Regions from separate parts of the Homo sapiens genome. Here all the other regions are linked to region 1. Evidence: read pairs that join two places in POLR2A ChIA-PET (ENCODE). Cell type or tissue: MCF 10A. All regions are shown on one strand. Links, peaks and the distances in the headings refer to the core of each region. The heading gives the core; the rest is flanking DNA.

Region 1 (5,241 bases), core at 716-4,715:
TGTAAAAATACATAAACCTTTTGACCAAGCAATCCCACTCCTTCGTATATATTCCATAGAAATACAGCTGCCAGTAAATAAGGACATGTGAATCCAGATGTTTATTGCAGCATTCTTTGTAGTGGCAAAAATATGTACACAAAGGAATAAACCACGGTAATCCACAGCACAGAATATTATTCAGCTATACTTTCAGACCTAATGGATTTCCAAAAGTTACTACTGATTCAGAAAAAAGTAAGATGCAAGAAAAATTGTGTACAATATGGTTTATTTCTGTAGTGCAAATAATGACAAAAACATACTCACATATATGTGTATATGTATGCACATAATATATAATGTGACATAAACTTAGGGAATCTTTTGAAATAATGCAGAATAATACATATTAGTCCACACTAGTTAAGGGGGTTTACAGGTATTAATATTTATATTACTTAAAGTAAGTGGTGTAGGAGAGGTAAATATAGGAGAATGAAGACAGGGAATAGGGAACAAATAAGGAAACAGAAAAAGGAAAGAAAATGTTATACTGAAAAGAAAGCCTTATAATAATATCACTTACATAAAAGTATAAAAGTCCATATGTATGCATATTTTCTGACCTGGAGGAGCAATTTATAGCACCTTTATTGAGTGTGCTTTTCTAGAGTACTTTTTATGTCTGAACTTATTTAACCATCACCATAATCCCACAATAATATTGAAAATATTATCCTCATTTAACCAATGAGAAAACTAAGAGGTTAAGTAAGTAATTTATGAAGAGTTACATGATTATTTAGCTCCAGGGTTTGGATTTGAACCCAGGCACTGTGACCCTAAAACCTTGGCACTTAACCATCAGATAGCTTAGCTTTTAACAAATTTATGTCCAAGACATATTATAAGGCTAAATTCACAAATTGCAACATAATGTGTGTAACACTGTTTTATCTCAGTTAAAAAAAAAAAAAAAAAAAACTCCTGTAGATACATAATGAACATATGTTTTATAGACATATATTTGTTTGAGCAAGAAGAAAGATGTAGTTTAGTCCACAGGCTATTAAATTTGTTAGCTCTGGTGGGTGGAGATGGATATAAAGACAAGAGTGGGGCAATTGGTTTTGGTTTTATATACCGCTAAAACATGTTTGATAAGTACCTAGATAGTCTCCTACACAGTGTATAAAAGTTAATTGCTGAGATGTTTTGTTTTGTTTTGTTTTTCTCATTTAGGGCTCTTTGATATTTAAGCAACATTTGTTCAATGGGAATTTCAGGCATGAAAAGCTTTATAAAGGAGGTGGCACTCAGTATATAGGTAAGATTTTGAGATGTCAGAACAATTACATGAAAAAAAAATTATGGCAAAATATTGCAAGACATCTTTAAGCCTACTCCTTCAATAACCTGGGCTAGAGGAAGTGTTTTTGTATGAAAGCAATGTTAGAAGTCTGAAAGACGGCATAGGCTTATACAGCCTTGAATGCTAGGATTAGAAACATATTATTCACTGCGTAAGTGAACTGGGCTCCTGCAATACTGGACCTCTTAAAACTGTGCACTAACCGTATGAGAGTCTGATATGGATGCAGCCTTGACATCAGGGAGGGTCCTAGGCTTGGCTCCAGCCTGCAAGTCCTTTACCTAATACTGGCCCCATTCAAAGATTGTTTTATTCCATGTGTCTCTTGTCACCCTTGTTCCACAGATGCCTATGGAACATCTGGTAGTTCCAGTGAGTCCACAGGGTGTCAGGTGTCAGTGCAGAAGCACTTGCTCCACTCAGATCCCTATACCTGCCTTAGGAAGTTCATGCCACCTTACTCTTCCAGAAGCAAAATAAATGCCCCATCCATAAAGGACCATGTTTCCTTTCTCCTGCCTACTCCTTGGCAGCAGTTTTACTTCTGCACCCTGCTGGATTTTCCTGGCAATGGTTAGGAAAATCCGCAGAGCTAGGTATGCAGATTTCATCCTTCTCCTCTTTTGTGTCCTAATGACAAGAACATTAAAGGCAGCAAGGTGAAGTGGAGGGGAGACAAAGCAAAACAAAATAGAGTATAATGTAGGATTTAGGTTGGACACATCTCAGATAAAAGCTGCATCTAAATCAACATAGCTTTGAGCCACCTCTCATGCAAATTTCTTCACCTGGAAAGCCAAGTGTTTTGCAAACCCAAAATTTTATTTTTAAAATTGTGCAATTGTTCTGCATCATTGCCATTACTGATGAGAATATATGTCAAAACAAATTCAGGAATTTGGTGCTTACGCAATGACATTCACTGGTTGCTGGACTTTAGCTGGAAAAGTCGTCGAAGCCAAATCAGTTTATAACATGGTCGGGCTCACTGACTAGGGCACTCAACTATTGATTATGATTGTTGTCCAGTGATTTAATGTAAAATACTCTTGCCTCTTTCCATGCTGTAACTGCTTTAATGTAATTCAATTCAGAGTATAAAATGATGTTGAAGTGACATACTTATGGCTGAGGGGCAGATTTTAAAAGGTGATTCATTAAAGGATTACTGAACTGGCACATTCAGTTATGCACAGCTGGATTATATGGCAGGGTTCTCTGTCAAGAAGAGTGCACAGGAAGATGCCTTTGTAGTAGAGGGCTGGCCTGAGCCCAAAGAGCTTATGTATTTCCAAGAATAAATTTCATTCTCTCACCATACAGGAAAAAAAGATACAAAAAAAATAATAATAATAACAAGCCTTAGAGAAAGTTCCTAAAATGCAAGAAGGGATTTTTTGGAAAGGATTTATACAGTTGTTTTACAGTAGCAATAGCTCCATTAAAACGAAAGGCTCATATTTCAGGGCCACCTACTTCAGTTTCAAAATCTGTAGGCTGTGGAAATCCATGTGTTAACAGGCATACTGTTCATACTTAGATATTGTATCACTGAGTTGTTTCTTTCCATTTCTAGTAATTCTTTTTACCCATGTGATTCTAACCCCACTAATAAAGTCTCTTTTAGATTCATGGCCTCTGGGAAGGAAAGAAGGAAGGAGTAAATCACTGACTTTCACTTTAAAAGTCAAAGTCCTTGCATAAACATTAAAGTTGTGAAATCCAGGGTTTGTTTCTTTCTTTCCCATTTTAGACAAGATAAAGATTAGCTGGGCTGGAAAAGAAGAGAAAAATCAGGGAGAAGGCAGATTAGATGTTCCTGGTGTTTTGGGAAAGGGCCATGTACCTTCCCCAAACCATAGGCCAAGTTAGGCAGAAGGAAGGTTGCACATCTTCAGACAAGTTTAGGGATTTGAATGGAGCCCGTGACCTGGAACTTAGTAAGGGAGTGCATTTTAAAAAAATATCCTGTGCCCTCCTTGGCATGATAGCATTTGAATAGTAATGGTTCCATAAGGTATTCAGCCAAAAAAAGGCTGAGACAAATTTGAAAATCCCCTGTGGACCTAGAATGGCACAAGAGAAGAGCCACACACGTCTCTTGTTTCACAAGAGGAGCTCATAAATTGCCAAGCAGATTTGAAGAGATCTGATACAAAGGGCAAGGAAGACATGGTTACAACCTGTGGAGGACTCAACAACCAGTGATGTCACAGCAAATACTTCCAAGGCAGATGTCAAAATAGCCACACCAAGATCTTGGGCCTCTTAAAGTTCTAGAACCCAGAAGAAAACATGGGATTTGGGAAGATCCTGAATTGACTTGGAAAAGACCTTGAAACAATGGAAGAAATTCCAAATTGACTGTTAGAGTGCTCCTAGGAAAGGAAACAATAGGATAGATAGATGGATTAGATAGATAGATGATTAGATAGATAGATAGATAGATAGGAGGGGATTTATTGTGGCAATTGGCTCACATGATTATGGATGCCAAGTCCCACAGTGTGTCATCTGCAAGCTGGAGAACCAAGGAAACTGGTGGTACAATACAGTTGAGCCAAAATGCCTGAAAACCAGTGCAGCCAGTGCTGTAAGTCTCAGCCTGAGGCTGAGGCCTAAGAAACTGAGTACTGCTGGTACAATATCAGAACCCAAAGGTCTAAGACCCTGGAATTCTGATATTCAAGGGCAGATGAAGATGGTTGTGGCCGGGCGCAGTGGCTCACGCCTGTAATCCCAGCAGGCGTGGGAGGCCGAGGCGGGCGGATGACGAGGTCAGGAGATTGAGACCATCCTTGCTAACACGGTGAAACCCCGTCTCTACTAAAAATACAAAAAAGAATTAGCCAGGCGTGGTGGCGGGCGCCTGTAGTCCCAGTTAATCGGGAGGCTGAGGCAGGAGAATGGCATGAACCTGGGAGGCGGAGCTTGCAGCGAGCGGAGATCGCGCCACTGCACTCCAGCCTGGGCGACAGAGCGAGATTCCGTCTCAAAAAAAAAAAAAAAAAAAAAAAAAAGATGGTTGTCCCAGCTCCAGAAGAGAGGGCAAATCCATCTTTCCTCTGTCTTTTTGTTCTAGCAAGGACCTCAACAAATAGAAAGGTGCCTGCCCACCTTGGGTAAGGGCAGATCTTCCTTACTCAGCCCACCGATTCAGATGCCAACCTCTCCTGGAAACACCCTCAGAGATGTGTCCAGACATAATGCTTTCCCAGCTATCTGGGTAACCCTTAACCCAGTCAAGCCGACACCTAAAATCAACCATCACATTGACCAAGATTGAATTTCAACCAGATGAAATAGGGAACTTGAAATATAACTTAAGTTCACTTATAGGAAAATAAAATCATATTTCTTAAACCGTTCCGTTGGTAAGCTGAGAATTGCAGGTACTTAATATGACTACCTGAAGCATAATTTTTCACTGTCTAAACATAGATGAAAATTACTGTAAAGTTAAAAAATATGTTCTTAATATCTAATATCCAACTCTCATCCATCATTGAAAATATAAACTCTGTGTGATTTAAAAAATTTGAATTATTTAAAATAATTGAAATTATTGTCTTCCCACCACGATTGAATTTTTTATATTATACTAGAAGATTAGAGGTAGGCAGACCAGGAGACTTATAAAATGAAATTGAAAGGTGATATCCTATGTATGACATTTTACTTGGAGAGTCTTTAATCCCAATAATGCATCTGACAGTATATGGCGAGAATGTAGCATAAAGTATAAAGCAAACTCTATAATTTACACATCCAAATGAGTATCATTTTTCACTTGTTACACTGGAAAACCATTGAGATCTAAAGGTACTGTGGTTTGGCCCAGCACGGTGTCTCACTCCTATAATCCTAACACTGAGAGGCTGTGGTGG
Region 2 (5,241 bases), core at 398-4,397, 66 kb after region 1:
GGAAACTAAAGTATTAAGGTAATATTGCAGCAAGTTGGGGTTGCATTTTAAAACTGTAATTAAAATTCCTTTCTCTTTCTTCCAAAAAAGAGAGTGTGGCCCCCAATGCTACTTAGGCGAGTGAAGAACAAAAAGCTAAAGCTTTTAGGAATGAATTAACAGCATTTGCAGTGACCTAGGTGAGACTGGAGACTATTATTCTAAGTGATGTAACTCAGGAATGGAAAATCAAATATCGTATGTCCTCACCAATATGTGGGAGCTAAGCTATGAGGACGCAAAGACATAAGAATGATACAATGGACTTTGGAGACTTGGAGGGAAGGGCAGGAGGGGGTCAAGGGATAAAAGACTACAAATGTGGGGCAGTTTATACTGCTCAGGTGACGAGTGCACCAAAATCCCACAAATCACCACTGAAGAACTTACTCATGTAACCAAATACCACGTGTACCCCAATACCCCTATAACTGATGGAAAAATAAAAAATAATAATAAAATAATAAACAAAGCTAAAGCTTCTTCCTTCTACCTTTAATTACGGGGAGCACAACATGGCTTTAGAATTGTGAAAGGCCAGAGAACCCCCAAGGGTTTCAAGACAGGTTCCAGCAGGGCAGAGTTACTGGACTCTAGACAAATAGAAAATGGCAGGTTTGTTCCTCATAGAATTCTAAGAAGTTTTCTCAAAGTATTTCCTCATTCCTCTGAGAGCTGCAGTTGGCCTGTGGGTCCAGCAGTCAGAGTTTGTGTCTAGGCTGAGCATCACATGCTCTTCGGGTGCCCCTGTGCCCAACTGTCCTCTTCTTCTCAGTGTTCTGGAGCCCCCTCCCTTGACAGGTGGTTGTTACTCCCAATTTATTCTCAAGCTTGTCAGCTAGGATTATTTTCCTCTATCATCTTAGACAGTTCAAGAGGTAATCTTAGCAAACATATTATCTAATCAATACAATCACTTTCAACTTTATGGTTTGTATACACAGTGATCCTTAATTCTAGCTAATATTTCTACAACCCCACTGCCATGTTCTGAATGTTTGTGACCCCCTAAAATTCGTATGTTGAAATTCTTACCCCCAATGTAATGGTATTAGGAGGTGGGGGCTTTAGGAGGTGCATAGATCATAGGCCTGGAGCCCTCATGAATAGGAGGCTGAGAGAGACCCCTCATCCCTTCTATGTGAGGTTAGAGTGAGATGATGGCTATGAGGAAGGGCCCTCACTAGACACCAAATCTGCAGGCATCTTGATCTTGAACTCCCCAGACTTCAGAACAGTGAGGAACAAATGCCTATTGTTGTAAGCCACCCAGTCTATGGTAGTTCATAATAGCAGCCTAAACTGACTATGACAGCCACAGAACCAGAATTAGCATGATTACAAGCTGAATACAAAAGAGAGAAGGTCGCTGATGAGTCAAGAATTATCCCCCAAATCCCTCTTTACCAAACAAGGGCAGAAATGTAGGCAGCATTCCATATTAGTGAGACAGAGTAGGATGTCAGGGGGTCGTTCCGGCATACAAAAAACCCACAGCTGAGAGGCAGTGAACATCGGGGAACCTCTTGGGAGGAAATAATGGCCAGTTATGGGAACTGGTTCAAAGAGGATAGGAGAAAAGAGTCCCAAGAGCAAGCTAGGATCCAGTGAACTGAAATACTACACAAGTGTTAAGTCCAGGTTCTCATTACAAGTAAGGGTTTGGACTCAAGAGACAAGGAAGGGGAAAGAGCCTATTTAATGAAAAAGGCACGGGTAAGAGCTCACTTCTTCTTCCTAAGCAGGAAGCCTGGGTTTGGAGACGGGAGTTCGACTCAATCTGCAACTGAGTATGAAGAAGGTGCAGCAGGAGACATTTGAGCTCTTGCAGAGACAGGATGTTGCACAACTTGCCACATGATGTTCAAAATATGCGTCACTATCTTGCCAAGGGCCAAACACCACAGGCAAATGAAAAACATATACCCATCTGTCTTAGTCTGTTCATGCTGCTATCACAAAATGCCTGAGACTGAATAATTTATAAGGAATGGAACTTTATTGCTCACAGTTCTGGAAGCTGGGAAGTCCAAGATCAAGACACCAGTAGATTCTGCGTCTGATGAAGGCTTGCTCTCTGCTCTCAGAAGGGCACTTTGGTGCTGTGTCCTCAAAATGGCCAAGGTGGAAGGTCAAAGGGCCTAACTAGTTCCCTTGACCTTTTTTATAAGGGCACTAATCTTCAGATTTAATCATCTCCTAAAGACCCTCCTCTTAATACTATCACATTGGGTCTTAGGTTCCAGCATGTGATTTTTAGGGGGACACAGACATTTAATCCATAACACCATCTGTTTTCAACATACACGCCCACAGACACCGCCCATCCACCTCTGCATAGAACCTCTACCTCATTGATCCTTTACCTCTCCCTTGAGCTTTGATGCATTTTACTCTGTTTTTCCCTTTTTCAGACCTGTGCCCCTCCTCAGCATACTAGCACTCAGTACATAAGAAATGGATCCTCTACCTAAACCACCACTGTAAGCAAGATGTTTGTCTCACCTCTAATGTGCCTCCAGTAAACTTTTTCTTAAAACTTCCTGAAACTTTAAGGGAGAGAAAACAGAAATGTTGTCCACACTTGCTGATGGGATTAGAGAAAATGCTTCTCCTCTTCCACACTTCAGGAATAGTAGCAAACCTCAGAGAACAGGGAAAACTCCCTGCTGAATTTAATGAGGTAAAGCCTCAGAATTCGGAAGTAGCAATTTAATTGGGGACCTCTGTCTATTCATTAGAATATTCATGAAGATGACAAAGTTTCTGAAAGCCTATAAGATAAATAAAGCCAATGATAGTCTCAATCTTAACGATAGAAGCATGCCCAGTGCTTACACAGTGCCTCATACACAATACATACTTAACAAATAATAGTTAAATTAATTAAATGGTTAAATGAGCCAATGAACGATCTATCTTTATTAACCTTTTCCTGGATTTTGCAACTGAAAAGTTGGGAAATTCTTTACAACTAATTAAAACCTGCAATTTAAACACATAGCTAATTCATCTATGTTGGGGACCATGAACAAATCTTATTCCTTCATAACACTGTTTTTACACAGCTCTCTTCTCTTTCATTGTTGGGTAAGTAAGCCAAAACCTTCATGTTCTTCTTAAGAATCTTGAGGCTGGGCACAGTGGCTCACACCTGTAATCCCAGCACTTTGAGAGGCCGACGCGGGCAGATCACGAGGTCAGGAGATCGAGACCATCCTGGCTAACACAGTGAAACCCCGTCTCTACTAAAAATACAAAAAATTAGCTGGGAGTGGTGGCGGGCGCCTGTAGTTCCAGCTACTAGGGAGGCTGAGGCAGGAGAATGGCGTGAACCCAGGAGGCAGAGCTTGCAATGAGCCAAGATCGTGCCACTGCACTCCAACCTGGGCAACAGAGTGAGACTCCGTCTCAAAAAAAAAAAAAAAAAGAATCTTGAAATACTGAGCTCCTAGTACAGAATCCCAAGCCTCAAATCATTTCCACATTCTCTCCCATTTCATCCCTCATAATTTTCTTCACTTTCATTTTATACCTTCCTCCGCATAGTCTTTGGTCAAGTATACAAATCATTGCATTAATGTGTACTTTCCAAATTCCTGATTAAAATTTAATTACTAATAAGATAATAGTAAAGTGGCAACAGATATTTTCTGCATTGCTTTTAAAGAAAGGTGAAGTAATTTATGGGACTTGGAGTTCCCATGAATAGCTTACTTTGTTATAAGTAAAGTTAATTATTCATCTTTTTATAAATAAAATCTAAAAATAAAATATGCCAGGAATAATGACAAATAGATTTGATTAATTTTGTAATTTATTCCATTTCAATGGGTCTGTCAAGATCTTTTTTTATTTTTTGCTCACTAATACAATTATATGCAAAGCCCAAACCATAGAACATGGAATTAATTTCCACCATTTCACTGTCATTATGATTATCATCATCAAAATTATTAGATTGGCCATTTTCCTTTCTGGAAAGGAAAACAATCCTTAAATGTGGAAAACAGTCTACATCCATTGAAATTCTTTCCTATACCGGTAACTTATATGCCCACTGGCTCTGTCATGTATTGGTATTGTTTTGTAAGGAGTATAAACAAGGGGCAAGGGATGCTGAAGTACAAAGTAAGTGACACTCCTCTCCAAGAAGTGGGATAAAACTCAGAAACCAGAATGGCCCGGTCTCTGCCCCCATTTAGTGTGTGGAAGAGAGACTTTCTCTTTTGTCTTGCCCTATGCTCAAAAGCCTTAGGACCAAAAGCAGTAATATAAGGTTTGTTAATTCTTCATTGAGTACCATATGGCAACAAGAGGACACTACCATGGATGTCAGCAATTATTACTAAGCCAATTCAGGCCACCACGTTACTCTTTTGGTATTCTTCTTCCATTAACTATAAGCAATATAAATCATTAATACCATATAATACACTTAAACACTTTTGCCCAATTTAAATTGAAGATAGTCACTGTTACAATTAGGGCTTTGGTCTTACAGACAGACATTCCTGCCTTCTATTCTTGTCATGACTACCAATGGCCAAGTGACCTTATGCACCTGACCTATACTCTGCAGGTCAGTTTCCTCTTCCATACACTGACACAGTCAGTGCATATTTAATCAAGGTCATTAATTTTAGGAAGTGCCAAGCACAAGTGTAGGAGCAGTAAAATACTGTCTTAAAATAGTAACATGTGTGCTTTTCTTTATATATAATCTTACCAATTAATCATTTCCTCAAGGAAAATTAGTTTTTTTCTATAACAAGGACAAAGAAGGAGAAACAATAAATTTGCTGGTTTTCAACAACTCACAAATAGGCTCTTAAAGCTCAAAGAACTAAGACATAGAGTGTTGTGGGCTGATTTATGCCCCAACACCTCCAACTCATTTGTTAAAGTCCTAACCCCCAGTACCCCAGAATGTGATGATATGTGGAGATAGGATCTTTAAAGAGGTAATTTTAGGCTAAATGAGGTCATTAAAGTGGATCCAGTATGACTGACTGTCCTTATAAAAAGGAGAGATTAGGGCATAGACAAGCCCAGAGGAAAGATCATGTGAAGAAACAGAGAGAGAGAAAATGACCATCTACAAACCAAGAAGAAAGGCCTTAGAAGAAATCCACCCCACTGACACCTTGATCTTAGACTTCTAGCCTCCAGAATTGTGAGAAAATAAATTTCTGTTGTTTA
Region 3 (5,241 bases), core at 653-4,652, 210 kb after region 1:
CAAGAGGGACTTTGCATATGTGATTACTGCTTGAAGAATGGGAGATTAACCTAGAATATCCTCATAGGCCCGCTCTAATTACATGGGCCTTTAAGAGCGAAGAAAAAGGCAAAAGGGTCAGTCAGGGAGATGGGAAGAGCGAAGAAGAAGCAGGAGAGATCTGGAGCTTGACAGCAACTTGACCCACTGTTGCTGCCTTTGAAGATGGAGAAAGAGGCCACAAGCCAAGGAATACAGGCAGCCTCTAGACACTGGGAATAACCCTCAGCTGACAAACAGCAAGGAAACAAGTCCTCAATCCTCCAATGACAAGGACTTGAACTCTGTCAATGATCCTGGAAACAGAACCTCCTCTAGAGCCTCCATAAAAGAATTCAGCCCTGCTGACAATTAGATTTCTATCCATTGATACTCATGGGAGGATTCTGACCTGCAGAACTGTAAAATAACAAAGTTTTGGTGCTTTAATCCACCAAGTTCATAGTCATTTGTTACAGCAGAAATAAAAATCTATACACATGGACACAGTTCCCACAGCTTACATAGAGAACCTCAGGCAAAAACATTAAGTTCTTATTTCTTGTACAGTACTTAGTCTATGCAGCCCCTTGGGAACACCATGAAATATGGCTGTAAATATACTGACCCTTCCTGAGGATCCTCAAATGGCTACCATGGCCGTAACTCACTTCTGAAAGTTTCCTGACATCTACATCTCCATGCACTGAACTATGCAGCCCTAACGCCTTGGAAGTAAATAAAGTAGGAAAGAAAACCTGATGTAAGGTGATCAAAGTAGTTCACCTGAAGCTTATCTGGTGATAAGTGACCCAGGAGAACGCTATATTTTGACACAATCAAATCCTCTATTTGACACTAAAAGAGTCATCAGACAGAGGGTTGTTGGAAAGAAGAGACAGAGAAAAATGATAAAAAGAAGGCATTCAGAAGCTTACAGAAGGCATGAGTACAACCAACAAGTTAGCAGAAATGTTGATATTGAAAGAAGGACAAAATGAGGAAACCACAGGAAGTTATTTGATGATGGTAGGAGCAAAAGAAGCAGAGTGTCCACAATTGTCCAACAGGAGAAGGAATCAAAAAACTCCTCTTACAGAGGGGGCATGAGAGAACAGGACTGCATGAACCATATTGTACTGGAATAAGCTTCCAGGCTCCATGAAGCCTTCTGAGAAAGTTTCCCATTGTTTATTTCCTTTCTTTGTAAACTTATATCAAGGCTTTTTCTCCTTGGGTGAACTGACATCTCTCTTATTTTGCAACCTGAAAGAACTGAACTAACACGCAGATTCACAAGACTCTACTTGCTGAGGGTGACCTGCTCTGCTGAATGAAAAGACAATTATTGCAAGGGACCCTCTTGACTTTTGACCTCTGTGGATTTCATTTATTATTGTCTGTTGGGTTATTTATTGAGAAGCTGGCTATGATTCCCCAAAAATTACTCTGATAACCAGCCATTTCAAACATCACAGAAATGAGCAGTTAGATTAGATAAACAGGAAATCAAAAACTAACTTTAATTCTACACAACTATATCATTTAGCAATTAAATATATACATAGTCATAGTCTACTATCATTTTCAGTTGTTTCAGGGTATTATTCCTCTTTCCTCTATTAAACTATAAATTGTTGAAGTGAGAGGATCTATATTTTGTATCTCAAAAATGCAGAATAATTAACTATATACCTAATATGTATGTATTGACCCATTGCCTATTGGAAGTTTTGACAAAATAATCTTGTTTCTGAGAAAGAGGATCAAAATTCTCATAGCATAATCCAAGACCATCTCTATTTCCTTTCTACCATGAAATGCTATCCCCCTTGACCCCTCTTCATGAAGGAATCTTCTTCTAAATGTTTCAGTTACAAGAATAATACCCCAGCAATAGCAGACATCAGATCTACTACTTGGAAATGTCTTTCCTTAAAAAAAAAAAAAAAAAAAAAAAAAAGGATCTAGAGTTACATTAGGTATACACATGGCTTCCTTACCTATCTTCCAGATACAGATAAATATAGCTACCATTTGCTGAACAACTATTATGTGCCAGTCATGGTGTATACATTATAACTAATCTTAACAAGAACTGTTGTGAAAGGAAGGCACTGGTCACTACTTTAGAGGTGAGGAGCTGGACTTCAGAGGGATTAAATTGCTTGGCCAAAAGTATTCAGCTCTAAATGGCTGATTCTAAGTCAGTATGTTCCAAGTCCTCATGCCTTCCACTTTCTCATGCCTACCTTATATTCTTTGTTTACTGATTTGAAGTGCGCAAGAAAGCAGACCCTAACTATCTCAGGAAGCAGGAAGCAGGGTTATGATTCCTACTTTAATCTGTCTAATTTAATTATCAAGTGCTCAAGGAAGGTCAGTAGTCTGTGCTATAGCTTTAAGGAGAAAAGGTTTGCATTAGGACCTGGTGCCACCTATTGGTTAATCCATGAGACCAGTGAGATAGTAGTTCAGTTTCACCTCTACTCCCTACCCCCAAAATCAACCAACCTAGAGGTCATGCACGAATTCTTTAAAAATAGAAGTCATGTCAAAAACTTTTCTCTCAGTTCCATTCTTTCCCACCTTCAGTCTCCAAAATCTGTGTTCAGCCAGTTGCCGCCATGTAAAAATGACTGAATTTAGAAATCAATTCCAGTTCTCCAATTAACTACTATAAACTCTGGGGAGGTGAGTTGGTTTCCTTGAGTCTGAGTTTCTCACCCACAAAATAAGATGATACCTGCCTTCCTTCATACCGAGTTTATTGTGAGGATCATATGAGACAACATATGAGAAAGTGCAGCATAAATAAGATAGCACTTTATTGACCTCATGTTATCGCCGCCTTTCATTGCCACCTATCACTACTTTTCATTTAAAGTTTGATTTCTGTGAGAGTGCTGCTCATATGCACATCTGCCCCGTCACTACTAAATCACAGATTTCCTAAATGTATTCTTGTCTGCCTATGTCAGAGTTCATGATCTCTTTTAGATTGTGAATTCCCAAGAAAATGGGCAGAACATAGCATCTTTATGTACTCATAGTACATACTACAAGGTTGCACATATACTGGGGTCTCAAAGAGATGTTTAATTTTTTCAAATATTGTTTCCTCAATGAGCATGTGGAAACAATAGTGAGATAGTAGTTCAGTTTCACTTCTAGTGAGAATCAACTTTGAAATGATTTATTGAGAGAAAAGGGATGACTTTTAACGGCAGGTAGTATTGGAGATCCAGAGGAGTAAGGGAGGTAATGTGAGTTTCAAATATACATGGTCATAAACTCTTTTGCGAAAGAACTGAGGATGGAAATGCTGAACAAATGATCCCCTTACATTTGTCCATAATTTTTTATTTTTTAAAATTTTCTGCACAAATACTATAATTATAGAGGCATTTTGGCTAAATCACTTATCCAAAAGTTACAGTGTACAGGCATGCCTCAGAGATATTGTAGGTTCAATCCCAGACCACTGCAATAAAGCAAATATTGCAATAAAGTAAGTCACATGAATTTTTTTGTTTTCCAGTGCACATGAAAGTTATGTCTACATTGGCCAGGCGCGGTGGCTCATGCCTATAATCTCAGCACTTTGGGAGGCCAAGATGGGTGGATCACCTGAGGTCGGGAGTTTGAGACCAGCCTGACCAACATGGAGAAACCCCATCTCTACTAAAAATACAAAATTAGCTGGGCGTGGTGGTGCATGCCTGCAATCCTAGCTACTCGGGAGGCTGAAGCAGGAGAATCGCTTGAACCCAGGAGGCGGAGGTTGCAGTGAGCTGAGATCATGCGATTGCACTCCAGCCTGGTCAACAAGAGCGAAACTCCATCTCCAAAAAAAAAAAAAAAAAAAGTTACGTTTACATTATAGTGTAGTCTATTAGGTGTGCAACTGCATTATGTCTAAAAAGTGTACATATCTTAATTAAATATGCTTTATTGCTAAAAAAAAAAATGCTGAAATCATCTAAGCCTTCGGCAAGTCATAACCTGTTTGCTGGTGGAGGGTTTTACCTCAATGTCGATGGTTGACCTGGGCGGTGGCTGCTGAATTTTCGGATGGCTGTGTCAATTTCTTAAAATAAGACAACAACTAGGTTGGCAATGTCAATTGACTTTTCTTGTCACAAAAGATTTCTCTATAGCATGTGACAATGTTTTATAGCATTTTACCCACAGAAAAATTTCTTTCAAAATTGGTGTCAATATTCTCAAACTCAGCCACTGCTTTATCAACTCAGCTTAATATTCTAGATACTTTGTTGTCATTGTTCACAGTATCTTCACCAGCAGTTGAGTCCATCTCAAGAAACTGCTTTCTTTGTTCATCCATAATAAGCAACTCCTCATCCATTCATGTTTTCTCATGAGATTGTGGCAATTCAGTCCCATCTGCAGGCTCCATTTTAATTATATTTCTCTCGCTGTTTTCACCACATCTGTAGTTACTTTCTCCACTGAAGTCTTGAACTCCTCAAAGTCATTCTTGAGGGTTGGAATCAACTTCTTCCAAACTCCTGTTAATGTTGACATTTAGACCTCCTCCCATGAATTATGAATGTTCTTAATGGCATCTGGAATGGTGAATCCTTTCCAGAAGGTTTTCAATTTCTTCTGCCCAGATCCATCAGAGGAATCATTATCTATGGCAGCTTACGAAATGAATATCTTAAATAATAAGACTTGAAAGTCAAAATTTTTCCATGATCCATGAGCTGCAGAATGGATGTTGTGTTAGTAGGCATGAATGCAACATTCATCCTCTTGTGCATCTCCAGCAGAGCTCTTTGGTGAACAGTTGCATTGTCAATGAGCAGTAATCTTTTAGAAGAAATATTTTTTTCTCAGCAGTAGGTCTCAACAGTGGGCTTAAAATATTCACTAAACAAATCTATAAAAAGATGTGCTGTCATCCAAGCTTTGTTGTTCCATTTCCAGAGCATAGGCAGAGTAGATTTACCATAATTCTAAAGGGCCCTGGAATTTTCAGAATGGCTAGTAAGTACTGGCTCCACCTTAAAGTCACCAGCTTCATTAGCCCTTAACAAGGGTCAGCCTGTTCTTTTAAGCTTTGAAGCCAGGCATTGACTTCTCCTCTCTAGCTATGAAAGTCCTAGACCCCCTTCCAATAGAAGGCTGTTTTATTTACATTGAAAATTTGTTGTTTAATATAGCTACCTTCATCAATGATCTTAGCTAGATCTTCTA
Region 4 (5,241 bases), core at 371-4,370, 120 kb after region 1:
CCTTTGTGATATTCTGTGTTTCACATGTTCGACTGTGTTGTGTATTATTTTAGGACACTGATGGGCAAGCTTTATCATGATTTTAATTAAAAAAAGAAAACAAAATAAGAATTATTTCCAAAGAGAACATTTAACAAAGGATGATCAGATTCCATGTAGTCTCCTTCCTTTTGTTTCTTTGTATATAGTCACCAATCATTCATTCATTGGCTTCTTGTGAGAAGGAAAATGGTTACAAGGTAGTATAAAGAATCTTGGGTCTCAAGTAGGGTATTTTCTCAGGAGTGTCATAGAAGAGAGAAACAAGAAGGGAGAAAAATGCTGTAAAACATTGGATTCAACAGCGGAGGAAAAATAAAAAAGAATTTATTGAAAGATATATTTCTAAAAACAAGTGAAACCTATTAATAAAACTTACCTTTTATTGCCTAAGAGTTACAACGTTAGTTTCATTTCCAAATGATTTTGTTTAGCAATGGCTCCTAAAGGTATACTTTTCAAAATTTCTACCTTTCCTCCATTTCACTTTTGCAAAGCAGTTACTGATTTGTTATCCAAGGCTTACGTGTATTAAGGGAAGCAGTTAATGATTTTGCAAAATGAGGTCACACTTTTTGTAATGTGAATACTCACAGTTTATGTAATTGTTTAGCCAATTTATGTTTACTTAACATCGATATGACTATGCAGAAATGTTAATTTACCTTTTATTCATTTGATACCATAATCTTAAAATTATACTTCAATTGTTTTACTAAAATGAGTTTGGTATCTCAGAAAAATTAAAAATCTAGACAGCTGTTCATGCTAGCCTCTAATGTATGGAAACAATTTCTATGAACAGCTCATTTTGGATCCATTTTATTTCTCTTGGGAACTTAATATTTATAATATAGGTTACTTTTGAATCTTCTTAATTTTATTCTATTATTAAAAAACAATTAAGTCTTCTCTCCTATGTGGAGCCCATTAGTATTTTCAATGTTTGTGAGTTTCTATGGGTGGGGGCAGAGGGGGTGGTTCATATGTATGTCAGTTTGCATTTTAAAAAGAATTAGGGAAGCAGAAAAGTGCATGTACTAAAAATAACTTTAGAAATAGAACATTCACTTCTGGATTATGGGCAAAGAGGTAATGTTGGGAAAATAGACAATAAGACTTTAAGCAAGTTTTGTCTCCTTTGATTTTGTTTTTAAAGACTCCAACTTTTCTACTGCTAGATATAATTTTTAAGAGCTTTGCTCAAGGGAAGTTTAGGAATGTGAAATAAAACTGTCAAGGCAACAGCATGTATAAATTACATGGTATTATATTTCAAGGTGTACAAAAAGCTAGTGTTTTTGTTTTGTTAGCCTTAAGAGCACAGAGTATATGCTGTTCTCTTTGAAAACTTCAGTGCAGAAAAAGCATTAAATATTATACCAAATAGCAATTTGTATTCAATCTATCCTAACTTTTATTGCTTGTTTGGTTTTTTGTTGTTGTTGCGAGGCCATTGTATTATGATGTCAATTGCATTCATCACTAGCACTTATATTATCATAAGAAAAAAAATCATCTGAGAATAACGGCCAAAGGAATCACAGACACACAGAAAGACTGCATTTTAGACACACAGAAGTCATAGCTTAATTTCCCAAAGAAATTGAGTTGGTTATTTAATTCTGAGACAGATCTAGTTTGATTAAAAATCAAAAACATGATTCAGAAGAGCAAGTGAATTTAATATTACAGAATGATGTCACTATACTTTGTACTTTCTTTTTTCATGTAATAGTTTTTAAAAATCCTAAGAGCTAGACAACTAATTATTTGTGTACTTACTCATGTGCAAATGTTGATCACTTACCCCATTTTTGTTAACATACCAGATAATTGGCCAGTGTCTAAGTCCATTTGTGCTGCTATAACAAAATACTTGAGACTAGGTAATTTACAAAGAACAGATATTTATTTCTTACAGTTCTGGAAGCTGGGAAATTGAAGATCTAGACACTGGCAGAATTGGTGTCTGGTGTAGGCTCTCTGCTTCTAAGATGGCGCCTTATTGCTGAGTTCTCACACATCAGAAGGCAGAAGGGCAAAAGGGACTAGGGCACTCCCTTCAATCCATTCATAAGGTCACTAATATCATTCATGAGGGTTCTACCCTCATTACTTAACCATATCCTAAAGGCCCAACCTCTTAATATTGTCATACTGGTGATTAAGTTTCAACATATGAACTTTGGGGGCACATTCAGATCACAGCATCGAATACAAGTCTTATACCATATTTGTTCACATATCATGAATAGCCACTGAATTGTTGAGAAAATAGCCATTAACTATGATGGGGTTATCCTAATTAAAAGAATTTGTTTTCAAGCACAAGGAATTCTTGACTTGGATCTGGTCTATCCTAGCCACCTAGCTGAGTCATCTCTGACTAACTATTTAGCCTCTTTAAGTCACAGTTTCTATATTGCACAAATTAAACAGTGCAAACTAGTCAGGAAAGTGAACTCAAAATTCTAGGTGAATTTCATGGAATTTTGGTTTGTTTGTTTTTCTAGTGTTTGTTGGTGTTGGTGTTATTGTTGTTTTGGTGTATCCTCCAAAATAAATCTCCTTAAGACCACTCTTACCTTTCCTTTTTCACAGCATGTCTATGGATGTGTTAGATGGCAGGCTCAGGATACTTCGTATTTGTTATCAGAGCTATGCATTTCATTGATGAGTAATACAAGTTCAAGAACATGATTTCCTCTTTTAAGCAGGGAAATTTTTACCAGTGTTTTCCCATCCTGGACATCAAGCCACTTTATCTACAAGCATTTTCTCTTCACTTATTCATTAATGATATCTTCTTTGAAAGTTATTTGCTGAGTTTGGTGATGTTTTTTATTCTACCTATAAAAATTGTAAGAGTTTTCTTCAGAAAAATAGGCTGAGACATTGAGTAGAACATTGAAGACATTGATTTCAATAAATCTTGTGATGTAATTTCAAGAATACAAGAACTTCTACTAAATTTGATCCTTGCCTTACAGGAATCATCAAAACTTCAAAATCAGTTAACAGCAAACTAAAAAACAAATCAAAAGAAAATAATTAGGATATATGCTACCCAAAGCCATTTTAATTCATTATCTTTCTGTTTCATTATGTTTTCTCCTAATCACCAATTTTTACATAATAGTAAAGAGATATATTTTGCCATTAAAATGTATTTCAATATTTGCCAATTCATTGCATTTATTGTAATCAATTACAGTAAATACTATCCAGCCTTTATTTCTCATGAGTAGTTGTTTCTACACAATCTATGAAAATTCCAAGGTACAATACAATGTTGGAATTCTATCACCATATTCCTTTCTTGGTCTCTAGTCAGTAGGGAAAAAAAATCCACAGAATTGAGCTAAATTGAACAAATTATCAGCTTTATTTATGGATCTCCGGGAACAGCTAGACTGAACACTACAGCAGTGCTGCCTCCTTCCACTCAAGTTTTGGAATTCAGGATCCACACTATTCTGACTCAAACGTTAAGTCACAAGTGAGGAAGTTATAACTGAGACAGTAAAGATCTGACTTGGATTACTCATTTCATGATATAGAAATACAGAAATGTTTGAGTGCAGGTCTTTCCAAGAGATTGACAGAAAGCTAAGAAAGAACTGGCAAAGTCACCCTGCTTTGGCCCCACCCTCTGATTAATGCAGTTGATATGCAAGTCAAACTTCTCTCTCTCTTAAACAGAGAAGACACTTCTATGGGGAGGCAGGAGGGAGAGTTAGAAAGAGAAATCTCAATTGTTCCCTCCCAACTTGTCATCTTCCTCCACTTCCCTAGCTGCATAGTGGAATGTATTTTCTCTAATGAAAACATTTGGACAGTTACATCATTCGTATATGCTTCCACACACACAAACACACACATACACATACACACTATTATCCTTAGTTTCAAAGGGTGGTTCTTAGGTGGCAATATGTGGAGGCTTGATTTGAACGATTAACAAGTAAATATCCCTTTTATTAACTCAAGCAGCATACACTAAGAGTTCCAAGACAAAGTTCTCAGTACTCTGGAGCAGAGAAAAGCAGAAAGGGATAAAATGATGCACAGCTAAATAACAAACAAATGACTTCAAAGAGATTACAGTAAGTGTTTCAAATATAGGAACACTGACCAATTAGTCTTTTGTTTGATTTTTAGTGCCTAGAGCTTGTCGAGGTAAATTCTTAAATTATGAATGGCACCATACGAAGAAGTAAATAATCGTGAGCAAGTCAAATGTACATCTAATGAAAATTTTAGAAGAAAAGAAAATAAATAATAAGACAGAGGCAATATTTGAAAAAAAAATATTGCCAAAAGGTAACAAAAGTCACCAATTCAATAGATCTAATAATACACCAAATCCTGCATAGGCAAAATAAAAAGAATTCCTATTCACTCATATTATGTTGAAAGTTTAGAACACCACAAAAATGAGAAGGAGTAAAAAGCAACCATGAGAAAAGAAGGCAAATCAGACTGCCAATTACATATCAAAAAGAACAGCAGAAGTTGGAAGATGGTATAATAGCATTTTCAGTGTTGAGAGAAAATCATTGTCATCCGATTATATCCAGCAAAAATACCTATAAATAATAAGGCCTCTTGAGTAGCTGGTATTACAGGCATGCACCATCACGCCTGGCTAACTTTTGTATTTTTAGTAGAGACAGGTAGTTTGGCCAGGCTGGTCTCAAACTCCTGACCTGAAGTGACCTGCCCGCCTTGGCCACCCAAAGTGCTGGGATTATGGGCATGAGCCACCACACCCGGCCTAAAAAATATTTTCTGATAAGTAAAACTAAAAAATTTACCTTCAGAAGGGATGTAGACCTTCACTAATAACATTCTATTAGGAGTTCTTCAGGCAGCTAGACATCCTTATAAAAAGGAAAGTCTGAAAACCAAAAAGGTAGAAAGAAAAACCTAATTTGTAATAATAAAAGCTTTAATTCTCCAGGAAAATATTCAAATTCTAAACTTGTATGCATAAAATAATATATCTTCAAGATACATAAAGCAAAAATTGACAGAATTACAAAGGGAAAAAGAAAAATCTACCATTGTGAGAGCAATTTTAGTACAACTCTTTCTGTAACTGATAAATCAAACAATGATAGATTTCAAAATTGGCCACAGATTCCTCTCATTCCAGGATGCATATTTTTTGCAATGTGACTTTGTTACTTTTCCCAT
Region 5 (5,241 bases), core at 1,242-5,241, 62 kb before region 1:
TAAATAGGTGTCAGAGAACACTAGTTTTGATATCTTTCAATAAAACTTGAATAAGAACGTGTATGCATATGCTGTAAATTGAGAGGACTATGAAGGGCAGAGATAGTATCTTGAGATCCATGGCAAGAGGAAATGAGAGAAAGGGTCCTCAAACAAAAAGCAGGATTAAAGCCAACAATAATTTTTCCCCTCAGTCCACTATTCCAACTCATTCAAACAATGTAAAACCAAATATGAAATAAGAAAGAACATGCTCAGATGATGACTCACAGATAATTTCCATTCCAATTTGAATTAAATCAGGTAAGAAAAGTGGGCTCTATAGGAAAACAAATGTGTATACAATTAAAACATTTTCAACAACCAGTCAAGTCACTCCTTGTGAGAAAATTCTAAAGTTTTCTTCTTCACTAAGATCCCGATTTGACCAATGAATTGTTTTATGCAAAAGAAATCTACAAAAACCAGAATACTGCCATCTCTAAAGAGCCTAACTGAAACTTACTGTGATTAATTTTTAAAACAAAAATGTTTTTCTGTAAGGATATTGTTCTGCTATTATAAAGTAAATTAGAACTAAGTTAGTTTTATTCAAAAACTCTTTTTCTGTGTACTAGTAAATTTCTCTTAGCTGGGGGTTAGAGAAGCAATAATTAATCACTTATCTGCAGATACTTTAAAAAGGTAGTCATCAAAGTTATACCTTGGCTTCAGAGGTAAGCTACAACTTATTGACCTGAGCGGTACCCATCTCAAGAGGGTCACATCATGAATTCATCTTTTCTATCTTATGATGGCCACTGCCAAGATTAAAGCACATTTCTGTATATTTTGTTTTCCTCCCCTTTGCCACAGCAATGTTTCTCAGTTGACAATGATTATCCTAACCATGAGGACCTTCAGCGTGGTAACCCCAACCCCATGGATGTCCACTGGCACTTCTAAGACAGGGCAAAGGGAAAGAAAGCAGGAAGACAACAGGAAAGAAATACAGAAGAACAGAAGCAGAAGAGGATGTGAAGGAACACTGGGAGAGAGAACTAAAAGAGGAAGAGAAGAAAAAGTGGCAGAAGTGAGAATATAGGCAGGAGAAGTGGAAATGAGACAAAGAAACTGGGGAAAAGAGCTATATGTTAAGGCAAATGAGGTGGGATAGGGCTCCCACCAGCACACCTGTAATACACTGGGCTACAAGTTGTCTCCTCCTATCACTTTATTTCCCATTTGGGGGAACAGAGTAACAACTCCTCCCATGCCATTACCTGAATGAGTTCATCCAGCTCCGTCGAATTGACACAGGAATGTTGGGATATGAATGTTTGCTTCTGGATCACAATGGTGGTCCTCTGTGAAATCTCATGAGGCTGCTCCAATGCTTTGAACACGGTGGCTCCGATGATCAGATAGAGGACAACCACCAGGAATATCGTGGAGACCGTCTTCCATTTCATAACATTAATGGTCGTGTCACTCTCCACCCGGGAAGCAAGCACTGTGGGTTTCGTGGAAAACGAGAGCCTCGGTTTGGAGTTCTGAGCGGCAGATTTAGGATCCAGCAAGTCAGGTGCCGCCACTGACAACAACAGAGAATGAGGGTTAGGTTGGAGGAGATGAGAAGGGAATTGGTCGGGCTTCTTCTTTAAGGGGTCAGAGAAGGTTGATTGAATTCCGCTCGCTCTCCTAGTGGAAGCTCTGGAACCCAAACCAGGAGTGCTGTCACTAGATCTCAGGACCACATATATGGGTTCAAGGAAAGGGGGCTGGATCTGTGCTCTCTGCTGCTATTGGAGTTCAAAATGAGAGGAAAAAAACTGGAGTCGAACCAAGAAACTTCAAAAAAAGAAAAGAATGCCTGAGGGCTTCTTAATCAATTTCTAAATTTACATCTGTCCACTGTGCCGGTCCACAAAGAGATACTGAACTCCTAAGAGTTGATGGTACTTAACTAGATATTTGAATACTCAGGAAGACGGCTCATGGTTATTCTCGTTCTCAAGAACTTTATATCACAAGCAAGCAATATAAAGAACATTCTCTATTTTCATTTTAAAATTTATTACAATAAATGAATTGCATTATAAAAGAATTTGTGATCCAAACATTGTTACTCAAAATAAATCATTCATCATTTTCTGGTAAAACATGGTGGTAAATAAACCACTCGATGGTCGAATCTTGTCTTTTTGCCTGTCCTCCAAAGTGGGCTCATGATGAAACATTCTCTGTATTTTGTTTTTCAATCTTGGACATGTTTTACCAATAAAAGTTACTGCTAATCATTGTGTCAATCCTAGGCACAACCTAGAGAAGACAAGTAACTTCCTTTTCAAATGTGAACAATATCAAGAAAAAAATGAAAACCGTGGCTCACACCTTGACTGTCTACATGCTCTGTTCAAAGCTAATTGCTCCATTAGAGTGGATTTATATGGTTCCCTAACAAATTGCCATATAGTCGGAGGTGACTATAAATCCATTTATTATTTATCACAGCTGTTCAAAAATATCATTAATGGATTTCTTTTTCAAAAATATAAGAGATACTAGACTTCTACTTGCTAAGAGGAAAATAAAACACCTACTACAGGACATTTTGTGGAAAGACAACATTGAACTAAAAAAGGTTAATAGAATGGCCGAAAAATAAGACTTTTAAAAACCATCAACTCAAACAGAATAATCAGCTTAAAGTCCATAATTGCTACAGATTTCAGTAAACTTGCTATCGTGTATATAATATAGATTATAAAATGATAATCTTATCTAAAACACACTTTCAGGTAAGTATATAAGAAATCTCCATGGAATTGCACTCAAATACCCTACAGGCATCTGAAATTACTTCAGTATGAGAAGCTAATAAAAAATGCCAGTTTTCACATGGCTACCTACCCTGCCCTCTTACCTAACACTGTGAGTTAATTGTAGGCTACCATAGTTTTAATTCATAAAATACATCTGTAATTCCCCATCAAAAAGAAGCTTTGCAAACAAAGATATTTAAAACACTAGACCTAAGTAGTGTTGTAAAATGATGGCAGAAGGCAGGATCCTCAGTCAGCAAAGCTCCAAATGGATCTGATTTGGAAGAGATGAAATTAGAGCTGTGATGAGGTTTCTGTACCCATGGCTCCAAGTGGAGATTCCATGTACATATAGCTTATTACAGCAATTTCCTAAGGTTCAACCTACTACACAGAGGAATGCACATGTTTCTCTCCTGATACATTCACCTGTTCCAAATAAAGCCACAAGCTAGTAGATACCTTTAAAATATTTATAAAGACACCTTCACTCAAAATTAGCACTGGGCATGTGTTTAATGCTATAATTAAAAAAAACTGTTAAAATGGAAGTGCTGATAATAGCTAAAATCACTATAATCTGCAGACTCCCCACAACCTCCTAGCTGCTTAGTGAGTCTGAGTGAAAAACAAAAGTCATAATTTAAAATTTAGCCATCTTTGGAACAAAAACAACAAAAAAATCACATAGAAGTTCCACAATTATCTCTCTAAATGAAGATTTCCAAGTCTCTCCTCCTCAGATCTCTGTGCTCTCCTATTTGTGATTTTTCACATCAGTGGTTTACACTCTGCAGAACCAGAAAGCACTAAGACTGTTTACCTTGATGGCACCAAATCCCAATCTGAAATTCCATTAAGACATTGCCACATGGCCATTATATGCTTTTTGGGGAAAGGGGCAGGTATTTTTAAGAGTGTGTGTGTGTGTGTGTGTGTGTGTGTGTGTGTGTGCATTAACCTAATACATTTCCAGAAGGAGTTTAATTCTTTTAAGCTGTTGCCTTATTTTTTAATTAGCAGAAATATATGTAATGTACATTTGGCAGACAGAATGGACAGAAACTGATGAAATACCAAAATAATATTTTTAAAAAATAAAAGCAGACTTTTATCTTTAATACAGGGAACCTCTTGGTTTCCACCTCCACGCCATTTGATGTATGATCAGGGAGAGAAGCTGCCCCTTCCACACACACTCAGCACCGTCACTACCCACTCCCCTCCCCCAGCTCATCACAGTCTTCTGTTAATCCCGGTCTTCTGTTCTCACCCAGATATGTCTTCGCTCCAGCGGCGACTGACCACTGAATAGCAGCGGAAGCAAGCTTTTTTCAGCACCACTGCCTGTCCCACCAGGCAATGGGCAACAAGTGTGACCGGGGTCACCATGAGTCCTGCCTGCCGGCTACTCCCAAGGGCTGACCCTCCTTCTCCATGGGAAACTCCCCCAAGGTGTTCCAAACCCATACCTCAGGCAGATGCAAAAACCCCGGGCACCGGCGGGAGAGGGGGGAGAAGCGGCGTGGAGAGGATCTGGCAAGGGTTTGCCTCCAAATCCAGATTATGACCCAACACTTTGGACGCGAAGCGAAGATGGGAAACGGCCGCTTGCTGAGAGGGGGCATTTGCAGTCCTCCCAGAAAAGGCTGGGGCAGGAGAGCGTGCGGCCAGAGGGGTGGGGGTACCGGAGGGGGGGTCTCACCTCCTGCTCTATAGCCGGGTCTCTCCCGCGAGGCGCTGGGAAGCATGAGGCATGCAGCATTCAAAATGTTTTTTGAAAAAGACGGACTTGAAGCTTTTTTTTACAAACACGCCATTGTACTCACTTCTTATTCAGAGACGGGCTGCGCGCTCCGAGCTGCACGGGCAGGCATTTTCCCCGGCTTTGTTTTACAAGGTGGGGAGAGCGGGGCTGGACGCGGGAGGGGGCGGGGGGGGGAGCGTGAGAAGAAACGAAATCGCGGGAAGGAGGGGACACCGGCGGGCTGGGCAGAGGGCGAGGCGGAGGCCAAGTTGGGCTTGGGCGCCGCCGCCCCCGCGCGCGCCTGCTGCCGGGCCCGGGTCACCCGGAGAGCGCGGGCGACCCGGGTCCCGCGCCTGCCCGCCGCCGCCGCCGCCGCCGCCGCCGCCACGCGCTCAGCCCCGGGCTGCTCGCTGGCCCGGCCCCGGCACGGCGCGGCGCGGGGGCGGTGGGTGCAGCCCCAGCTGCCGTGCGCCCCGGCGTCTTTGTGCGCGAGCCTCGTTCAGCCCCTCTTCGCATGTCTTTGTGTGTCTCCCCCCGCAATGCCCTCCGTGCCCCGCGGGGGGTGTGTGGCACGGTCCGGGCGCCCGCAGCTCTGCAGCCCTCCGCTGCTCTCCCTTCCCGGCTCGCTCCTGTCGCCCCTTGCCGGCTCGTTTCCCTCCTTTCGGAACTCCCTCCTCTTCGCCTCCTCCC
Region 6 (5,241 bases), core at 402-4,401, 160 kb after region 1:
CTTTCCAGAGATACTAATAGAAGAGAATGTTGCAAGAAAGGGTGATTTCTTATTCAAGTGAGATATATTTGCATCTACTAATTAGAAAGTTATTGGTGATCCCAGAGGCAACAGTTTCAGGAAAATAGTGGGAATCATGAGCCAGAATGTGATGCTTTGCGAAATGAATTGGAGGGACAAGGAGTAAAAGCAATGAAGAGATAGTCTTCTTTAACCTCTACTTTTTAATTGTGTAACACATCATTCAGAGGAGTGTATTTAACGTATGTGAATAGTTAAAAGCAAACACACTGTAAAAGCTTCTAAGCCTAAAAATTACAGCATGACTAATGTCTTTGAATCCCTCTATGCACCTCCTTGAGCACGTGCACTTCCATTCACCAAACATAACCAATAACTGAATCATGAGTTAATCAGTGCCTTGCTTTTCTTTCTACCTTTGCCATGCATCCATACACATATCTCTAAATGACAATTTTATTTGTTTTACCTAATTTGAAAGTTTATATAGGCAGAATCATAATCACATATTCTTCTGAAAATTTCTTTTAATACAGTAATGATTTTGCATTCATTCAGGTTGATTCTTAAAGTAATAACTCATTTATTTTTACTGATACATAGTATTCCTTTCAATTGAGGCACTAAAATTGATTTATCCATTCTCCGGTTAGTGAATACTTGAGTTGTTCTCTATTTTCTGGTATTGGGAAAATGCTGATATTCATGATATTATGCAAGTCCCTGGCACATGTGCAAGAATTTCTCTTACAACATACACAAGAGTGGAATGACTTTGTCATAAGGTATGTGGACATTCAACTTTATTGTGAATTTTTCTGTTTTTAACCAAACTGGTTCACCAAATTAATAATCTTACCATTTGACCACAGCTTCTCCAATACTTAGCATTATCCAATCTAGTGCACTTTTAGTTTGCATTCTCTTGGATACACATTTGTTTAATATATTTTCTCTTGTTTTGGCCGTTCAAGATGGCCTCTTTTGTTCAATCCTAATTTCTTCTTTCCATTTTTTGTTCAATCCTGTTTCCTCTTTTTTGTTCAAACCCAATTAATGTTTATTTTGCCCTTTTTGGGCAGTTGCATTTATTCAATAAATTTGTAGCCATTTTATGTATTTGGTATACGAATTTTTTATTAGTAATACCTGTTTCAAATATTTTCTACCAGGTTGGAATCTCTCTTTTTAGTCTCATTATGGTCTCTTTCGATGAACAGAAATTTAAAGTTGATATAGTCAAATTTATTAATCTTTTGTTTTATGGTTTGTGCTTTTTCTCACTTTTTAAGGACCACTCCACTAACCAATTGTTAGCTCATGTGTTCTTCTAAAAGTTTTGGTTCTTTTTTTTCCATTCAAGGTCTTAATGCATTTCAGAATGGTCTTACTATGTAGCATAAAGTAAGGATTCATGTTCGTGTTTCTTTTTGTTCCATAGAGAAAACGAATTGTTTTAGTAACATACTGTATTCTGAGTAGACATCCTTTCTGCATAATCTACAATCGCACCTTCATTATAAATCAGAGTTTCAGCTATATCTGTGATTGTTTCTATGCTCTCTATTCTATTTCACTGGTCACTTATTTTATCCCTGTGCTCTACTTTCTGTAACTTTATATGAAAAAGTTTGATATCTAGTTAGGAGACTCTACTAATATTGCTTTTCAAGAATGTTTTTGTTATTCTTGGTCTTTTGCACTTCCATGTAATTTTTTAATTGTCTTTTAAAGTTCCACTAGAAAATCCTACCAGGATTTTTATTGCAATTGCATTGAATATATATAAAAATACATATGTATGTGTGTATATACACACATATATAAATATATACATATCCACATGTAAATATGCTTATATAAACTAGAAGAGAATTGACTTTTATTTAGTATTCTTTCTATCCATGAGAATCTCTTTCATTTTATTTAGCTAATAATTAATCTTTCAATTAAGTTTTATTATTTTATTATTTTATCTATACAGCTCTCATATTTAGTAATTTTTATTCTCAAAGTATCTTTTTTGTAATTATAAATACTTTTTCATAATTATATTTTCTAGCTCTATTTGCTTTATATGTTCTTATATGCTTTGTATATTACTTGTGTACCCAGTAAACTTAATGAACTCTTTTATTAATTCTAACATTCTTCAGATTGTTTCGAGTATCTGATAAAGGTAGAGAGCTAATCCATATCACTCAGCTTTTTTTGGTCTTTCTATTTGTTATAAAATTTATTTTTTGTTTTTGCCCTATTGCTCTAAGGCTCTCAGTTAAATGTTAAGTATATGTGATTATAGTGGTCACTACCGATCTTAAAGAAAATACTCTAACTTTGAATATGATGTTTTCGTAGAAACTTTTAAAATATACTTTATTGAGTTAAGGAGATTCTCACCTATTATTAGCCAAGTTTTGCCTGTTGTAACAGAGATCTAACTTTTAAAATGCCTTATATAGACAGAAGTTCATTTCTCTGTCACATTAAAGTCTAAGCTATTAAGGAAGTCACTTTGTATACAGCCATCAGGAATCTAGCTTCTTTCTATTTTTCCACCATTCCTAAGGTGTTTCCTCCTCCACAGAGTCTGAGATAGCTCAACATCAGGTCCCTTCTCCAACCAGAGGAAGAGAGAGCCATGCTCCCTCCCTATAAGGGTACAACTCTGCAATTCCACAGATAACTCTAAATTATGTCCCATTAAAAAGGCCTTCATAATAGTCACAGCTAGCTTCAAGGGAAGCTCAGTTCTTACCTTGAGCAATTAAATGCCTAACATCTAATAAGGTGTTATGTTATTACAAAGAGAAAGAATAAAAAGATATAAGAGAAAAACAGCAGACCCTGCCACATCTTCTTTTTCTAGTTGCTAGAGGTATTTTTGGTAATAAATGTGCATTAAATTTTATCAAATCTCTTTTATGCATCCAAAGTGAACATATGGTTTTTTCTATTTAAACTCATTAAAGAGAAAATTTATACTAACAGATTTTCACATTTTTGAGCCACAGTAGTATTTCTGGGAAAAAAAATAATTTGGTCATGATTTTTTCATTCTTATACATTATTTAACTTGGATTGCTAGTATTTTGTTTGATATATTTGCAGCAATATTTATAAGTTATATTGGTCTGTAAATTTTCTTATATCATCCTTGTCTGGGTTTTGTGTCAAGGTTATATTAGCTGCATTAAATAAGTTAGTCATTATTCTGACTCATTTGGTTCTCTGAAAGATTTCGTGTAAGATTGTAGTTCTGTTTCTTGAATGTTTGGCAGAATTCATTGGGTAAAAAATGTCTGAACATGATGTTTTCTTTGTAGGAAGATCTTTTAAATAATGATCCTATTTCTTTAATGTTTAAAACTAAGTTATTTTTTAAGAAATGTATCCATTTCACCTATGTGTTCCCACGTTCTGAAATAACTTATTTACCCATTTTGCGGGTTGGCAAAACGTGGGATAAGAAATTGCAAAAAGATATAGAAAGCTAACTTTTAAGAAAGAATAATGCTGATAGGATAAGTTCTGGAATCCACACTGGATAGAGAGGCAAGTGACACTCGCTAAAAGATGAAATAACTAGAAAAACCAAACTACTTTTGCAACAGGATATCGTATTGAACACAGAGAAAACATTCCAGGAGAAATGAAAAAGGCAATGCATAGGTAATGGTTTCAGAAGGGAATTTCGGAATATTAATTCCTGGAGGTGGAAATGTACTGAGTAAAGTCAGATTATAGTGAGCACAAGGGGCTTGGAAATAGGACAGATAGAAGTAAAGACTGTTAATGTAAAAGGGGTTGAAACACTGAAACTAAGGGGCTGGTTGTCACAGTCCCAGATGTTAAATATGTGCCAATTCAGGAAGAGTCCCTACTCTGATGGAGCTTAAATCCAGCAAGGAAGACAGAATTTAATTATAAATTGAAATATGAGTACAGAAATATGAGACATACTTTTTGCGGGCAGAAACCTGATATATGCTTAAGAGTGTGAGATGAGATGGCTTCTATAAAGAAGCAATAGTTGTGTTAAGAGTCAAAGGATGAGTTAACCAAAGATAGAAAGGAAAGCATTCCAGACACAGACAACAGCACATGCAAAGACTCTTTGGTATGGACTCTTGCAGTAAACCAGCTGAGATACTATATCAACATGGCTTAAGCTGAAAAGCATAGTGGAGAAAAGTGAATATTAAAGACGTTTTTCTGATATAAAATCAATAGTATTTGGTGACACACTGGATGCAAGGGGTAAAACTTTAATCTGAGGCAATTGGGTAAATAGTAACAACTAATCATTGAATTAGGAAATGTTGGGAAAGTTTTTTCGGGAAAAGATTAGAGCTAGAAAATCAGGATTTCAGTCTTGCCCATATTACATTTAAGATTGCTTTAGCTAACTCCAATGTGAAATTTCTAGTAGGCAGCACCTCTGAAGATCAGATATGAAAACCATCAAGAAAGATATTAACTTATATAATGGATGGTATATTAAGCTGTGAAAATTAGCAAATTTTGGGGGTGGAAAGAATTTCGACTCAATATAGAAAAACTGTATATTTAGCAAGTTTTCAAATTATACAAGAATGGAATGTGGTCTCAGATTGGGCTGGTGGTCAAAAGTGCTTTACTCTTATCTATAATGTTTGACATTTACAAACATATAGTGTAACCATGTGTTATATACGTAATTTAAACATTATTTTTAAATTAAGGACCAGAAAGACTCTTTAGACTAAATGCAATGGCTGAGAGCATGGAAGAACAACAGCATATAATGCAAGGTGAAAATAAAGGCAATTAAAATCTTTAGGAAACACAAATAAACAAATACCATACAAGATTATCATAGGCCAAATATGAAGCAAATAAAACATGGCACGATTTTAAGAAAGGGTAGAGTTAACAAGAGAGACTCCATTTAAACTTGAAGCTCACCACATTCTCCTGTTAGTGGCCCTCAGATTGTGGCAATGGACGCTTACTTGGCCCAGAAGTGAACCTTCTTATGTAGTCAGAGTAATGTAAGCTCTGTTTATTGGTTTTCAAGTTTTACACTAAACTGCAAAGTACAGAAATCTTATAGATGTAGCACATAGTATTAATGTTAACAGTATCTCCATATAAAAGTTTAAAAAGTATTCAATGAAGGTATGATAGGGAACAGGAAAAGGTAAGGGAAATACATAAGAGCTACTATTTTCATCTTAT

What was found. Peaks named below come from ENCODE experiments on the same cell type or tissue, not always from the same donor. Only the 100,000 strongest peaks of a DNase experiment are listed, where the experiment ranks them.
Region 2: POLR2A ChIA-PET joins it to region 1 with 17 read pairs; 4 of 35 experiments call an interaction of 5 or more read pairs at or near these places.
Region 3: POLR2A ChIA-PET joins it to region 1 with 19 read pairs; 2 of 35 experiments call an interaction of 5 or more read pairs at or near these places.
Region 4: POLR2A ChIA-PET joins it to region 1 with 25 read pairs; 2 of 35 experiments call an interaction of 5 or more read pairs at or near these places.
Region 5: POLR2A ChIA-PET joins it to region 1 with 12 read pairs; 2 of 35 experiments call an interaction of 5 or more read pairs at or near these places.
Region 6: POLR2A ChIA-PET joins it to region 1 with 14 read pairs; 2 of 35 experiments call an interaction of 5 or more read pairs at or near these places.

The regions. Positions count from the first base shown.
Region 1 is chr1:215,020,671-215,025,911 of GRCh38, reverse strand. It overlaps a transcript of KCNK2 not described here. Among named protein-coding and RNA genes, the nearest start is that of KCNK2, 59 kb to the left of the region's middle. In MCF 10A, for the core only: no CTCF peak of the experiment used is centred there; DNase peaks (open chromatin) are centred at 2,251, 2,531 and 2,911.
Region 2 is chr1:214,954,174-214,959,414 of GRCh38, reverse strand. The region is part of intron 1 of LOC124904510 (a long non-coding RNA gene); the gene reads right to left. Among named protein-coding and RNA genes, the nearest start is that of KCNK2, 130 kb to the left of the region's middle. In MCF 10A, for the core only: no CTCF peak of the experiment used is centred there; a DNase peak (open chromatin) is centred at 1,904.
Region 3 is chr1:214,806,264-214,811,504 of GRCh38, reverse strand. No RefSeq gene overlaps it. Among named protein-coding and RNA genes, the nearest start is that of CENPF, 210 kb to the right of the region's middle. In MCF 10A, for the core only: a CTCF peak has its summit at 2,461 (motif pointing left); a DNase peak (open chromatin) is centred at 2,454.
Region 4 is chr1:214,900,304-214,905,544 of GRCh38, reverse strand. No RefSeq gene overlaps it. Among named protein-coding and RNA genes, the nearest start is that of KCNK2, 180 kb to the left of the region's middle. In MCF 10A, for the core only: no CTCF peak of the experiment used is centred there; DNase peaks (open chromatin) are centred at 2,434 and 3,654.
Region 5 is chr1:215,082,700-215,087,940 of GRCh38, reverse strand. KCNK2 (potassium two pore domain channel subfamily K member 2) reads right to left here and starts at 5,204. Exons shown (of 7, transcript NM_001017425.3): 1 at 4,510-5,204; 2 at 1,263-1,573. The coding sequence starts at 4,555. RefSeq lists an enhancer at 4,324-4,846. In MCF 10A, for the core only: no CTCF peak of the experiment used is centred there; no DNase peak of the experiment used is centred there.
Region 6 is chr1:214,860,623-214,865,863 of GRCh38, reverse strand. No RefSeq gene overlaps it. Among named protein-coding and RNA genes, the nearest start is that of KCNK2, 220 kb to the left of the region's middle. In MCF 10A, for the core only: no CTCF peak of the experiment used is centred there; a DNase peak (open chromatin) is centred at 753.